5 separate regions of the Homo sapiens genome follow, and all the other regions are linked to region 2. Evidence: chromatin contacts called from ENCODE Hi-C or POLR2A ChIA-PET data. All regions are on one chromosome and are shown on one strand. Each heading gives the region's core, a stretch centred on a gene start or an enhancer-like site at or near the end of the contact. The rest is flanking DNA. Distances are from core to core; before and after follow the strand shown.

Region 1 (2,700 bases), core at 32-2,531, 300 kb after region 2:
TAAAGTAGTTGGAACAGTGCCAGACACATAGTAAGCACGTAATAATTTTTGTTGTTACTGGGGTCCCAGAGAGGAATCTACCTGATTGCTGCCCCAGGAGCCTTGTGACTCTGCTCCTGCCCATGGTGACCTAAGTCACATGCCCGCTATAGCCCCTTCCTTCTTTCCAGAACCTGTTCTCAGTGTTTTCACTCCCTAACCATCTCAGGCCTCTCTTCTTACTCTGTTTACCATTCCCGGGATTACAGGTTGTCTTCAGCCCTCGAAAGAGATGCACCCCCTTCCATGCACATATAGCATCCTCTGCAGCCTCAATAGCCGAAAATGGGGAAAATAATCCTCACGGCCCCAGCAGATGTGCAGGTAATAATACCGGGTTTTTTTTTCCACACTTAGTATGTGCGGAGTATCAAGCTACACACTTTACAAACATTAGCTCACATAATCTTGATGGCATCCTTGTGAGTTAGGTCCTGCTTTTAGGCCTGTTTTAGGGCTGAGGAAGCTCAGAGAGGTAAAGTAACTTTTCCAAGGTCACTCAGGTAGTGAGTGACAGAGCTGGGCTTCAAAACCTGGTGGCTGACTACGAAGGCCATCCCCTTAACCCTAATCCTAACCCTGGGGCTAAGCCCCCAGCACAAAAAGCTAAGGCCTACCTTAGGTACTCAGAAAATGTCGTTTCCTTTCCTCTGAACCCCACGCTGCATTGCAGAGGCCCCCACATTTACAGGGTTGGCTGAGCCTGAGTTCGGGAGTTGTTAACTTCTTAGTACTTCTCTCTTTGCCTCATTATGGGGTAAAACTGCATTTGGTTTTTAAAATTCCCTTTTTATTTAGTCGCTGTGAATGTTAAGAACTGCCAGTACTGGAAGCTGAGATCCCATCCATATGCCAGGTTTTAAATAGCAGACTAGAAACAAGTTTACACAGGAAGATCAAGCTCACCCCAAACATGCAGCCACTGCACTGTTCAGACAAGAAGCCCGTGCCCCCGCCCCGCCCCTCCCGCTCGCCCCCCGCCCCGCCCCGCCCGCTCGCCCCAGTCTTCCCACTTCAAACGATTTCGGAAAGTCATCCTTCTTGTGTTAGAAAAACATTGCTGAGTTCCGTCTGCTGCTCTTCATACACGAAGAAGGAAGTGGTGACCCAGGGATGGCAAGGTGTGCGGTGGTGTGTTTCTTTTCTTGGCAGTGGTGGCGGCCTCGCACGATCCAACCGCATTCACCCCGGAAGCCGCTTCCACCTCCCTGGAGTCAGAGGTGCTCTGACGTTGCCCTGCGCACCGAGCAACACGAAGCTGCAAGCGGAAGAATCGTACCGGACTTGACCTTCCTGATCTGCCAAAAAGCGCTCCGTGACCTTGGCCAGTGACTTCCCCTGCACCACTCTGAGACTCAGTTTCCTCCTCTGCAAAATGCACGTAGCAGAAGGAGCCCTGATGGTTAAGTGCCTGGACTCTGGGATCACACTGCCGGTGTCCAAAACTCTCAGCCCCGCAGCTTCCTGGCTAACTCCTGTCTCAGTCTCAGTTCCCCTCCCTGTAAAGCAGAGGCCCTAGTAGTGCCTGCCTTCTAGAGTATGTTGTCGTTGTCGTGAGGGTTAAGAGCCACGGCGCTAAGCATTGAAAACGGGGGCCTGAGATGCGGTGAATAGCAGCAAAACACCAGTTAGGATCACCAGCCTGGGACTGCCTACCTCTCCACGTCCTTATGGGGGTGGCGGAGATTCAAGGCATGAGGGCCGCCAGCCCAGGACTTGGCACTTGCTCCAAAACCTCATGGCTGCACTCAGATCTGAAGTGGATCTCCACAGTCGGGGCGCAACGTGAGACCTGGTCCTCTCCCAGCCCATCCTTTTTACCGGCCTGAACTCACTGGGGCCTGTCCAGGCGGCTGGGAGGGGGCGGGGTTGATCTATGGGCTGGGTAACCTGCCTGGGGGAAGGGAGGGGGCCTCTGACCCGAGGGGTAAATCATGGACTTCCCCCAGGGCCCGTCAGTTCCCCAGGAAAGAAGCCCTGGGTATTTGTTATCTCAATGTTTCCCCTGAGGGGCTGACCACATGATTCATTTCACTCACACTAATTGGATGTAAATTAGATGAGAAATCAGTAATTTGTCCAAAGATTTGTCATTCCCATGGCTTTCCAGGCAGAGCAAAGCACTGGTCCTGCGAAGGCGCCCCCAGCTGTAAGGGAGGCAGAAGCCTGGCCTCTTCAGAGGAGACGATGAGCTGCTTCCTGGTGGCTCCTGTGTTTGCATTTTTTAAAAGAGGAGGGAGCTAAGGTGAAGATAGAAGGGGGCTGGGGAGAAGAGTAATGGAGGGGGGGAAAGGAGGTGAGAGGGAGAGGGGGAGGAGGAGGGGAGTTGGGGACGAGGGAGAGAACAGGAGAGGAGAATCAGAGCTTTCTCTGGCTGCTTTTGGCCGGCTGGAGGGGTGGAGGAACCTTCAGGTAATGTTATTTACCATCAATAGGAAAAAGGATTACTCCAGGCTTCTTTCCTTACAACAATATGCTAATCAACCCCTTGGGCCCACAAGGGTCTGGGAAGCCAGGCAGCTGCCTCTGTCGCATCTCTAGGAGCATGGCCACTGATTTAATGAGGGGGAGGGCAGGGCTCCGCTGGGCTCCTGGGAGTGGGATCAGACAATGACTGGGGGTGGGTGGCCGTCAGGGCAGCGTGGAAGAAGCGGGTCTGAC
Region 2 (2,700 bases), core at 164-2,663:
CCAGGATGGTCTCGATCTCCTGACCTCATGATCCGCCCGCCTCTGCCTCCCAAAGTGCTGGGATTACAAGCGTGAGCCACCGCGCGGCCGGCTTTAACAATTTTTAAACAAAGGTTTACCACAGTGGAGTTGGCTGCCTTTCGAGATGGTGAGCTCTTTTACCTTCGAACTATTTAAGTGCATTCTGCATGTCTATTAGACACTATAGAGTTGGTTCGTTTTAGGTGAGAGGTTGGGCTAGATGACCTCTAAGGGTGTATCCTACCTCTAACTTCTGGGTTCAGACAAAACCAAAGTCCCAGACCTGCCCGCATGTGCGAATTTTTCCTTCATAATCAAGAAGTCAGTCTCCTTGGAGGGCTGGGAGCACCCCCACTCCTGTACTTTAAAAAGTGTATAGGGCTGTGCTTTAAGAGGATCCTCTTCTCAAACTTCCAGTTCTAGAGCCTGATTATCAAAAATAAAAATTCCTCTAGATTTCTCGGACATATTTGGTGACAAGCATTTGCTTTTGTTTGCTTTCATTATTCAATACTTTGGTCTCTAATCTGAACGAGGTCATAGAAGAGGCAGTGTTCTATGGGGGATGGAATTCCTAGAGTAGACTTTGACAAGGCGGGAAGGAGGGCAAATTGAGTCCCGTTGGGTTTGAAGTGGCAGCAGTATCCACTATCGGCGACTTACTGAAGAAAGAAGATAAGATGTTCTAGCTTGGCTGCATCTGCTTTCCCATCAGGGTCCAGCTACCTGCTAGAACAAACTATCACGGTGACCCATGACTCTGCCTTGGTTGAGGTTTGCCCTCAGTGTGGCTGGCTCCCCCATACCTTTGCACATCCCAATCTATCCATCCACCTAGATCTGCTCAGACGCTTTCTCATTCAACTCCCGAGCATTATTTATCCGTGACCTTCCCACATAATATTTCGTAGCGAGGTTACTTACGCAGAGGTCCGATCTCTCTGTTCATCTTCAAGCAACCTGAAGGCAGGCAGGGTCTGCGTCGGATCCAGTTCTGTGCCCCTTGGTAGGCACCCAGGACACTGCAGGCATCAATAAATATCGGTTGGGCAAGTACAGTTGCAGGATGAGGACAATCAATTCTTCCTCAAATGCCGGGAGAGCATCTCCATAGCGGTGCTCTGGGAGCCCGGAAGAAGGCAGGGGAGCGGTGCAGACAGCGTTGTATGCGGGCCGGGGCGGAGGGCTGAGGGCCCGAGCCGGGGCTAGAGGCGCGGCCGGGCCGCCCTCCTCGTGACTCCTCCTCCCCCCTCCGCGGCTCTGAGTCAGGTGATTCCGGCACGTGACGGGGCACCACCTACCCTGCTGCTCTCGAGTAGCAGCTCGGGCGGCCAATAAGCGGCTGGGCTTCGGCTCGGGGCCTATGAGAGCCGGGCTCCGGGGGGCGGGCCGGACTGTGGCGGCTGCCGGGGGCGGTGGCGGTGGTGGCGGCGGCGGCGGAGGCGGACTGGGGAGGCGGCGGCCTGGCTCGGCCTGGCCTGGCCTGTCAGGGCGCGGGCGGCGGCGGCTCCAGCACCATGTCCCTGCAGTACGGGGCGGAGGAGACGCCCCTCGCCGGCAGTTACGGCGCGGCCGATTCGTTTCCAAAGGACTTCGGCTACGGCGTGGAGGAGGAGGAAGAGGAGGCGGCGGCGGCGGGCGGAGGGGTTGGGGCAGGGGCAGGCGGTGGCTGTGGTCCGGGGGGCGCTGACAGCTCCAAGCCGAGGATTCTGCTCATGGGACTCCGGCGCAGCGGCAAGTCCTCCATCCAGAAGGTGAGCAGGGCTGCGCCCAGTCCCCCGCCCCCTCCCCGGTTCTCAGGTGGCCGGTAGCGGGGACGCCCGGGAGGGCGGCGGCCGGGGCCCGCCTGCGCTCCGTCCCTCCGCACTTTCTCTTCCACTCTTGCGAGCGCACAGGCGCGGCCCGCGCGGGGACCCCGACCTCTGTGTCCACGCCCAAGTCAGCTGAAGCCAAGTGGAGCGCTGAAGGCGAAACTGGTTGCCGGGAGGCAGGTGCCCGGTGGCACCGCCCAAGACCTCCGCCCCCTGGGACCCAGCTCCTGTGTCATTTACGAAACTGAGACGTACTCTCCAGTTCTCACTTGGAGAACTTCGTGGACTCCCTCCCCTGGCCCGTTTTGATTTGTTCTCACTTCAGGTGACCTGAGTGTTTCGGGATTCCCAGCAGAGCCCCAGGGAGCAGCGTCAGGAAGAGTTGTGACTAAGACACTGGGCGTTGTAATTCTCGCTACTGATGTGAAGGAGACTTCGCTGTAGCATTACTGGGAATTGGGTAGTGAGATTGCACCCATTTCAGTAGTTGTGGCCTGGTGAATGTAATTACTGGTGCTGTTCCCCCTGTAGGGGTGTGTTTTTAAAAATCTGAGACTTTGAGAATATTTTGCAGACCTAGTCTGTTTGTTTTCACTTTTGGGCCTTCATGAACAAATGGAGGGCTGTACACGTTTGTTTGTTTATGTTTTTGAGACGGAGTCTCTCGCTCTGTCGCCCAGGCTGGAGAATGCAGTGGTGCAATCTCGGCTCACTGCAACCTCCACCTCCCTGGTTCAAGTAATTCTCCCGCCTCAGCCTCCCGAATAGCTGGGATTACAGGCGCGCGCCACCACGCCCGGCTAATTATTGTATTTTTAGTAGAGACGGGGTTTCACCATGTTGGCCAGGGTCATCTCGAACTGCTGAC
Region 3 (2,700 bases), core at 27-2,526, 410 kb before region 2:
CGGGAGGCAGAGGTTCAGTGAGCTGAGGTAGGGCCACCGCATTCCAGCCTGGGTGACAGAGCAAGACTCCGTCTCAAAAAAAAAGAAAAAGAAACAAAATCCTTTCTTAAAGTTCTAAACTATAACTTTACCTTCTGCATTCCCCCAATAGTGTCATCTGGTTAATTTTGCTTTCTTCTTTCAGTACAAAGCCAGTATTAGTAAAACAACTCTCCCTATAATTAAAAAGGAAAACTGGGAGAGGGATACTTGTAAACTGAAAAGGCTGAGCCCAGAAGATAATACACCAACCAACCTCTTTCTTATCATTTCTAGGCCCCAGTGTTATCTGACTATTCACCTAAAATTGTAGAGACTCGAAGGGTTGTGGCAAGAACACTGGTATATAGCTGGGCGTGGTGGGGGCGGGCGCCTGTAATCCCAGTTACTCGGGAGGCTGAGGCAGGCGAATAGCTGGAACCCGGGAGGCAGAGGCTGCAGTGAGCCGAGATCGCACCACTGCACTGCAGCCTCGGTGACAGAGCCAGACTCCGTGTCAAAAAAAAAAAAAAAAAAAAAAATTGGTATAGAGGTAAATGCTTCATTAAATGGGATTCGCTAACAAGGTGGGCAGGAGCTTGGCAGCAGAAGTCAAGATGGGGAGGAGGAAGGGATTTTCAAAAATGTTCCTTGTTGAAATAAGCCAGGTATTAGTAGTATGGATATTGAAAGCAGCTGGGAATAGGGAGTCCTGAGAGAAGAAATGGGCCAGAGAAGAAGGCCTTTGTCTGACATCAAAGAGCGATTGCTATTAGCCTGTTCCCATCCAGCTCCAAATCCTAGTCTACTTGTCATTCTGAAAACATATTTGTCAGCTGACCCTTGTCATCTTGCTTCTGTGTTAACTATTTCTTGACAAAAGAAGTATTAACTGTACTAGGTGAATAGAAAAGCAGATCATGTATATTCTACTATCTAAACCCTACACTAGCAAGAAGCACAATCAGTTCCCATTTCTCTCCATCCTAAAAAGCAACAAAACCCATGGTGAAGTTTATGTCTATCCATAGCCTGGTCTCACTCTCATCAACAAGCCCTGGACTAATCAACAGAGGAGACAGTCTGGCTGGAACTCAAATTATTTTCTGAGGATAGTTACTACTCTGACATATTAAAAACAAAACCACCACCAAAAAAGCAAGCAAAAAACAACTCAATTGGACTGCCAGCTGTCTCCTGTTTAGACAGGAGTTGGTGTGTGAACAGCAGCAGCTGCTCTTCTGACCCTTGCCCTCCCAGCTTTCCCACTTTAGCAGAGATGCTCTTGCCCTGCCTATCGGTTTCAGTATGCGTTGCCCTCTCTGTTTCTCTGGCTGCTACTGTCCTCAAGCCTGTGAACAGCCTGTTAGGGAGGGGAGCAGCTCCCTGAAGACAGTTCCTTCAGGGACCAGTGAGAGTTGCAGCCTCTTGGCCTTAAGGACTTTCATTCTGAAGGAATGTCACACTTATCTTGATAAGTTACTTCTTATCTGTCATATAGGATGGTGAGTCTGTGGTCCCTGTATCACATGATGGACACAAAACCTGGAAATATGCCAGGTGTCTGAGCTGAGACTCGGTCACTTAGTTTTTCAGCCTTGGCTATACATAAGTAGTATGACTGTGTCTGCAGTGAAAAGGTAGAAGGAATAGATGCAGAGGTTGGCTACCCAGAAAATGCCACACACCAATTTGAATCATACTGAACAGCAAAGGAATCATACTGTTGCCAATATGGTCACACTACAGATCATGGTCCAAAGGTTTCTCCTAACAATCTTTTCTTTAAGACTCCTCACAGACTCATGCAGAACATTCCCTTGCCAGTGTGGAGATCCAGCCCATACAAAGGTGCCATTGCTATCTATGGTCTATTATCTAGGATTGATTTTACTAGGAGTTCCTAAAACTTTATATGCCAAATTTCTGAAAATCTCACACTCAGTTACAAGCATGTGTCCTATAATGTTATGATGACTACACAATTTCAATTTTAATGCCAGTTGTACAACAATCAGTTCCACAGCTGGTTTTACCCCCAACTACTCTATCTGTTCCAACTTTTACAAGATAAAAGTTGACTTTGACATTCTTTTTTATCTGATGAAACCCAAATACTTGTTGATATGGTTTCAATCTGTGTCCCTACCAAATCTCATGTTGAATTGTAATCCCTAATACTGGAAGTGGGACCTGGTGGGAGACGACTGGATCATGAATCATGAAAGTGGATTTCTCATGAATGGTTTAGCACCATCCCCTTGGTGCTGTTCTCGTGAGGGTAGGTGGGTTTTCATGAGATTCGGTCATTTAAAAGTGTGTGGCACATCCCACCCACAACCTCTCGTTCCTGCTGTAGCCAAGTGACATGCCTACTGCTCCTCTGCCTTCCACCAAGATTGTAAGTTTCCTCAGGCCTCTTCAGAAGCTGAGCAGATGCCAGCATCATGCTTTCTGTACAGCCTGCAGAACTGTATACCAATTAAACCTCTTTACTTTGTAAATTACCCAGTCTCAGGTATTTATTTATAGCAATGCAAGAATAGCTTAATACATTCATGCGCCCCATATCCCAGTAGTTTCACTGCCTTCCTTCCTACCATAACACAACTATCACACTCCCCACCACACATATCCATGTTTATATGAGGCCCAAGAAACCTCTTGCCCATCCATAAAATA
Region 4 (2,700 bases), core at 45-2,544, 340 kb before region 2:
ACTGAAGGCAATGAGACCCAAGGGTATACACTCCAGTAAAAGTTAGACCATATGAATCCTCAACCATGGAGACTCAGAATCAGCCAAACTCAGGGCTGATCCCTGCTCTGAGTGTTTAGAAGTCAACAGAATATAACTAATAGCAATATGGGAAGAATGAGGGTTCTGGTGCCATTACAAAAAAAAATTTTTTTTTTAATTATCAAAGCCTGATTCCCTAGGGAAGAGAGGGATTAACTTCCTTGCATTGAACAAGATGATTTGGATACACATAGCCAAACTGTGTAGGAACAGTATCAATGATATCAAAGAGAACACAGACACCCAGTGTTCCAGGATGCCCCTCGGCAAGGACATCGCACGACCCCTTCCACTGACTGACCCTTCCTCCTCTGCCTTTTCTCACCCCAAAACACACCAAGTTAACAGAAACTTCTCCAACCCAAATCTATACCTGGAGGAGGGTAAAAGAGTTACTGTATGTTTTCAGTTAAAAACAAGGTTCCAAGAAACCACTCTGAGATTGAGAAAGAAAGAGCTCAGTTCTCTGAGGAAAGACTAAGTCAGCACAGCAGCCACTTCCCTTCAGTTTTGAGCCCAGTCATCACCTCATCTAACCAGCACTCTCCAGACAGACTCACAGAACAGAAAAGAGCACCACCCCCATCCCAAAGTGGCCCCAGGGCAGACCAGCTTCTTCATTATACTCACACACACACACTCTTAAGTCTGACAGCACCCCAGCTGAAGGACGTACTGGCCCTTTAAGGAAAGCAACTGGGAAGACCTCCATCATTCACCCCACCCTCAAAAGCCCCACAGTAGATTTAAAGAATAACTGGGTACCAGTTAGTTACCTGCTCTACCTCTGGCATGCCTCTTCCAGTATAGAACACCAGCAACTCCAAGAACGTGAGTCAAAATAAAGATGGTTGGTGGTAAATAAGATGAATCTAAGAGGGGCATTTCCAGGCCCGTCCTTTCTCCTCCCTTGAGTTAGCCACAAGCTCAGCGCAGGCCTCTGGATGCCTTTCTCCTGAGGTTACTGTTGTCCTGTACTATCAGCAGAGGCAGAGGCCGGAGCTTAGTGTTGTCAGAAACTTCCTGGCAGCTTCTCCTCCATCTCACTTCTGACTGTTTTTCAGCAGGCGCTAGTAGACTGGGACTAAAACTGTACAGTGTATCTCAGACAAAGCCCAGGAAACAACTGGCCAGCGGGGGAGGGGAAAGGGAAGAAGGAACAAGGAGAGTGAAAAGGAGCGCCTAAGCCAGTGTCAAGCTGACTCAAACCTCTATCTTTGGCATCCTCTGCTCAGCTTAAATAAACAAACCTCAGACCCTTCTACAAGAAGGGAGGGTGTCAGAGGACGTCACACTCTTAACTTTCCATTCCCAGCCTGCCTGCAAGGCCAGACTTCAGGATGTAGCCAGAAGAAAAAAGTCACAGAAGCATTAGGGAACCTCTTGCGGGGAGAAAGCAAAGTACATGAGGATGTATGAGCACCACAAGTACCCTGGAGTTGTCAGAGGGCAAACCCTCCATACCCACAACCCGGGAGGAGAAGCAAGGAGCCTGAACATCAGTCCAGGGAGGATACATACAGAGCAAGCTCCCATGAAGCAGACCTGACATCTAGGTGTGATGAAGATCAGCGAGGAGAGCAAACTGCTCATTTAGGGGGTACTTCTCAAGGGTTAAAAAAATCCGTCTGGCTGGGCGCAGTGGTTCATGGCTGTAATCCCAGCACTTTGGAAGGCACGATATCAGTTCACTGCAACCTCCGCCTCTAGGGTTGAAGCAATTCTCCTGCCTCAGCCTCCTGAGTAGCTGGGATTACAGGTGGATGCCACCGCACCCAGCTAATTTTTATATTTTTAGTAGAGATGGGGTTTCACCATGTTGGCCAAGCTGGTCTCGAACTCCTGACCTCAAGCAATCCTCCCGCCTCTGCCTCCAAAGGTGCTGGGATTACAGGCATGTGCCACTGTGCCCGGCCTTAGACCAGAGGACCCAGCAATCTCACTCCTAGGTATCTATCCAAGAAAAAGAGAAACGTATATCCACACAAAGACCTGTATATGAATGTTTGCAGCAGCATTATTCATAATATAAAAAACTGGAAACAACCCAAATGTCCATCAACTGGTAAATGTATAAACAAATTGTGCATCCATATAATGGACTACCTATTCTGCAATAAAATAGAATAAAACTACTGATACATACGACGACACAGATGATTCTCAAAACTATTATGCTACATAAAAAAAGCCAAACACAAAAGGCTACATACCATATGATTCCATTTATATAACTTTCTAGAAAAGCAAAACTATACAACTAGAAATGGAAGAGGCTGAGAATGAGGGAAGGAAATTGACTAAAAGGATCACAAAATAACTGTAAGAGGATGGAAATGTTCCTTTTGTTGATTGTGGTGGTGGTTCCATGACTGTATACATTTGTCCAAACTCACTAAATCAGGCCAGATGCAGTGGCTCATGCTTGTAATCCCTGCACTTCAGGAGGCTGAGGCAGGAGGATCACTTGAGCCCAGGAGTTCAGGACCAGACTGAGTAACACAGTGGGACCCCATTTCTACAAAAAAATTTTAAAATTTAGCCAGATGAGATGGTATGTGTGTATAGTCCCAGCTACTGGGGAGGCTGAGGTGGGAAGATGGCTTGAGCCCAGGAATC
Region 5 (2,700 bases), core at 188-2,687, 380 kb after region 2:
GCGGCTGCGGCGGTGGAGAGGGCGCGGGGAGCGGAGGGGCAGGGGCGCGGGCCGGGGGGAGGCCAGGCCCGGTTTTGTGGCGGCGCTCCTGGGTGGGGGGGGCGCGGACCCCGGGTCTTTGTGTGCAAATTTCCCACCGGGACCAAGCGACTTTCCACAATTTAATTAAGTGGCTTTAGAGTCCGGAGTTGGCCTAACAAGCTCCTGTTCATGAATGAAAGATTTGTCCGCAGCAGCGGGGGCCGGCTGAAAACAAAGTGGGCCGCAGTTACCCTGGATCCGGCCGGTTTCGCTGCTCCGCGGCCAGCCCCAGCCTCCCGGGAGCAGGAGAAGGCGGCTGCGGGGGCTGGCAGCGGTCCTTCTGGGACGCGTCTCACCTAGCTCGCAGCAAATATGCCATCCATATGCCCAGGATCACAACCGAATCAGCTCCATCAGGCCTGGCAAAGAGGCATTTAAATTGCTAATATTGCACTGGGGAACGACGACAGAACTGCCTGGGCTCAGCTCTGTGGGATCCACAGAGACAAACCTGGGGGTGGGGGTGGGGTGAGTTGGGGATGGGTTCGGAAAAAGTCCAAGTGAGAATCACTAGAAGCTGGCTATTAGGAGGGGCGAGAAGTGGGGATCCTTGGTAGAGAGATGCCAGGAGAAACCGTGGCAGAAATGCGCCCAGGGTGGAGCGCTGGTGCTGGTGGGCCACTCGGGCCCCTTTTCCATCCATTATTTCTGAAGAGAGGCCAGCTGGAGTTTCTACAAAGGCTGCTCTGCTCCAGGGAGGCATCCCCCCACTCCCCAGCACTCTTACCTTTGAACAAGACAGGTTTTCTAGAAAGACAAAAAATATTGGCTGGTTGGAAGAAGAGAGGGGCCAGCTGCCGCTGTGAAATGTTCCTCGTTTACAGTTGTTGAGTGTCCCTGCCCTTGGCTGTGGTCTGTCAAGCAGGTTTGGGATCAGGGGGTCTTTTGCAGCTACTTTCCAGTGGAGGGTTCAATGAGTGTTTTTCTCTGACTGTATTTTTAGAAAAAATTATGATGACAGTTGTTAGGTCTCAGGCAGGCAGGCAGGCAGCACATTCCATTACAAAGTTAGCATGAAATCAATATGTAAATAACCCTTTCTAACTGGCAGCTATTTTTGAAGGCAGAACGCACCGGATGTTGCAGGTTTGTTCCAGTTCACTTTAAATACCTCTCTGTTCTCAGAGCCTGTGAATGTGCTCACATTGAGAAGAGCCTTTTCCCCTTTTCACTTGATCTTTGCAGCGTCCCTGATAGTGGTAATGCCACCATGAGCTTTGTCCTCAAACCTCCTCCTCCATCATTTAAAAATCAGATTGACAAGACCCGCACCAGGCTGGGAGTGTTAGTTCCCCTTCGGCATGGTCATTTTTCAAAAGCACGGGTTGCTCCAGGAAGGGTACAGGCGGCAAAAGCCGTGGCCATCCGCGGAAAGAATTAAAGGAGCGAGAAAGCCCGAGAGGCTGCGATCAGGGTTGAATCAGAGATTCAGGCAGTCACTGCCAAAATGCATGGAAGTCATTGCCAAGACATAAAAGGTCAGAGGATACCAGCCGTGAGAAGAACCAGGTTAGAACCGTGACTGCAGCTGAACAGGAAGAAACAGGTCTCAAGGTACTCCTGAGTGAGCAAGGGCCTGAGACCGAAGGTCTTTGCATAGTTCCTTGTCAGTAGTGACAGTTTTCATTGTGGTTTAATTTTGAAACTAGCTGTGCTGTGTGTATCTGCATGAAAACAGAAATACTTCTAGAATGTTTAGTGTCAGTCATGGATGGCGCCACAATGCCTGGTGTGACATATGGGGTGTGCGTATGTGTACATGTGCTTATTTATTTCCTGAATTCAAAGGGGCAATGAAGTTCAAGCTGGGGCCTAATAGTAATGATTCCTACAGTTACTACTATTCTATGAGTTTTTATGCACTTGCAGTTCTACAGTCTTTTTTAAATAATTGAGTTGAAATCTGCTTTGCTGTAACGTATATACTATGGACTTAGACCCAAAACAAGGCTTCCTCTGCCATAGAATCATCTTCAAGACAGGTGGTGTCTCACTCAGAGATTTCTCTATTCCTAGATAAATAGTTCTTGTTCTTCAAAGATGGGAGTCCCCTCCCACAAGGAGACTCCATCGGGTCCATGTGTTGCCTCCATGTTCTTGCCATTTAGTGCATCTCTGGAATGAACCAGAAACAGATATTCCTCTTGAGGATTTTCAGTGTGATTTAACTGCAAAAGGACTGTCTCTCTGCCGGGAAGATGCATTTGGGGTGAGGCTTTAACTCTCCAAGTGCACAGAGCTCTGTCTTTTATTGCATGAAGGTGGTCAGATGAGGTAGAAATTTGACCTGTTCTTTCTGGGCCTGGAAGGCAGAGCTATGATCACCGAGGAAGGGGAAATATTACAGGGAAGTCATATTTCAGCTTAAAGGTGGCATGAAGAAGAATTTTCTAATGAAGAAGAAATGACATGCTTTGAGAGGTAGTGAGTGTCCTACAACCTGGAAGGATTCAGGCTGGGTAGAGGGTTTCACCAAAGGTAACTTCCAACTCTGGATCTGGTCATCCGTCCGCTTACGCATTTATTGATGCATGCTAGATGCAAGGGGCCATTCCGGGCTCTGAGAGGTTTCATCATAGAAATTAATAGAGAAGGAACTGATACTTTTTTAGATTGGGA

Evidence for each region. A loop is a pair of places that touch in the nucleus more often than their neighbours do. ChIA-PET counts read pairs that join two places held with the same protein, here RNA polymerase II (POLR2A). Pooled maps may share reads with other maps.
Region 1: a pooled map shows a loop between it and region 2 (7-fold over the local background). The contact joins the enhancer-like site here to the promoter of RRAGC in region 2. A Hi-C loop is called at or near these places in 8 of 50 pooled maps. POLR2A ChIA-PET finds 5 or more read pairs at or near these places in 3 of 52 experiments (GM10248, H1 and activated CD4-positive, alpha-beta T cell).
Region 3: a map with no recorded cell type shows a loop between it and region 2 (4-fold over the local background). The contact joins the enhancer-like site here to the promoter of RRAGC in region 2. A Hi-C loop is called at or near these places in 6 of 37 single-sample maps with no recorded cell type and 6 of 50 pooled maps. POLR2A ChIA-PET finds 5 or more read pairs at or near these places in 1 of 52 experiments (HEK293T).
Region 4: a map of endothelial cell of umbilical vein shows a loop between it and region 2 (4-fold over the local background). The contact joins the promoter of MACF1 here to the promoter of RRAGC in region 2. A Hi-C loop is called at or near these places in 1 of 168 maps with a recorded cell type or tissue (endothelial cell of umbilical vein), 5 of 37 single-sample maps with no recorded cell type and 13 of 50 pooled maps. POLR2A ChIA-PET finds 5 or more read pairs at or near these places in 4 of 52 experiments (K562, activated CD4-positive, alpha-beta T cell, activated T-cell and 1 more).
Region 5: a map of B cell shows a loop between it and region 2 (8-fold over the local background). The contact joins the promoter of LINC01685 here to the promoter of RRAGC in region 2. A Hi-C loop is called at or near these places in 1 of 168 maps with a recorded cell type or tissue (B cell), 1 of 37 single-sample maps with no recorded cell type and 3 of 50 pooled maps. POLR2A ChIA-PET finds 5 or more read pairs at or near these places in 1 of 52 experiments (OCI-LY7).

The regions. Positions count from the first base shown.
Region 1 is chr1:38,558,157-38,560,856 of GRCh38, reverse strand. No RefSeq gene overlaps it. Among named protein-coding and RNA genes, the nearest start is that of LINC01685, 84 kb to the right of the region's middle. RefSeq lists enhancers at 796-1,411, 1,713-1,802. Within about 2 kb of position 1,281, at least 8 of the 41 ENCODE cell types and tissues checked have a DNase peak (open chromatin) inside an H3K27ac peak, as active enhancers do.
Region 2 is chr1:38,858,485-38,861,184 of GRCh38, reverse strand. It overlaps RRAGC (Ras related GTP binding C), which reads left to right and starts at 1,413. Exons shown (of 7, transcript NM_022157.4): 1 at 1,413-1,775. The coding sequence starts at 1,539. It overlaps RRAGC-DT (RRAGC divergent transcript), which reads right to left and starts at 1,292. Exons shown (of 2, transcript NR_186075.1): 1 at 946-1,292. RefSeq lists an enhancer at 1,194-1,488 and a silencer at 1,124-1,883.
Region 3 is chr1:39,270,992-39,273,691 of GRCh38, reverse strand. The region is part of intron 6 of MACF1 (microtubule actin crosslinking factor 1); the gene reads right to left. Among named protein-coding and RNA genes, the nearest start is that of MACF1, 68 kb to the right of the region's middle. Within about 2 kb of position 1,276, at least 6 of the 41 ENCODE cell types and tissues checked have a DNase peak (open chromatin) inside an H3K27ac peak, as active enhancers do.
Region 4 is chr1:39,203,289-39,205,988 of GRCh38, reverse strand. MACF1 (microtubule actin crosslinking factor 1) reads right to left here and starts at 1,294. Exons shown (of 101, transcript NM_001394062.1): 1 at 858-1,294. The coding sequence starts at 966. RefSeq lists an enhancer at 929-1,108.
Region 5 is chr1:38,473,933-38,476,632 of GRCh38, reverse strand. LINC01685 (long intergenic non-protein coding RNA 1685) reads right to left here and starts at 1,437. Exons shown (of 3, transcript NR_146761.1): 1 at 809-1,437; 2 at 378-440; 3 at 149-246. The region is part of intron 2 of LOC105378657 (a long non-coding RNA gene); the gene reads left to right. RefSeq lists enhancers at 1,429-1,608, 1,889-1,998, 2,029-2,088.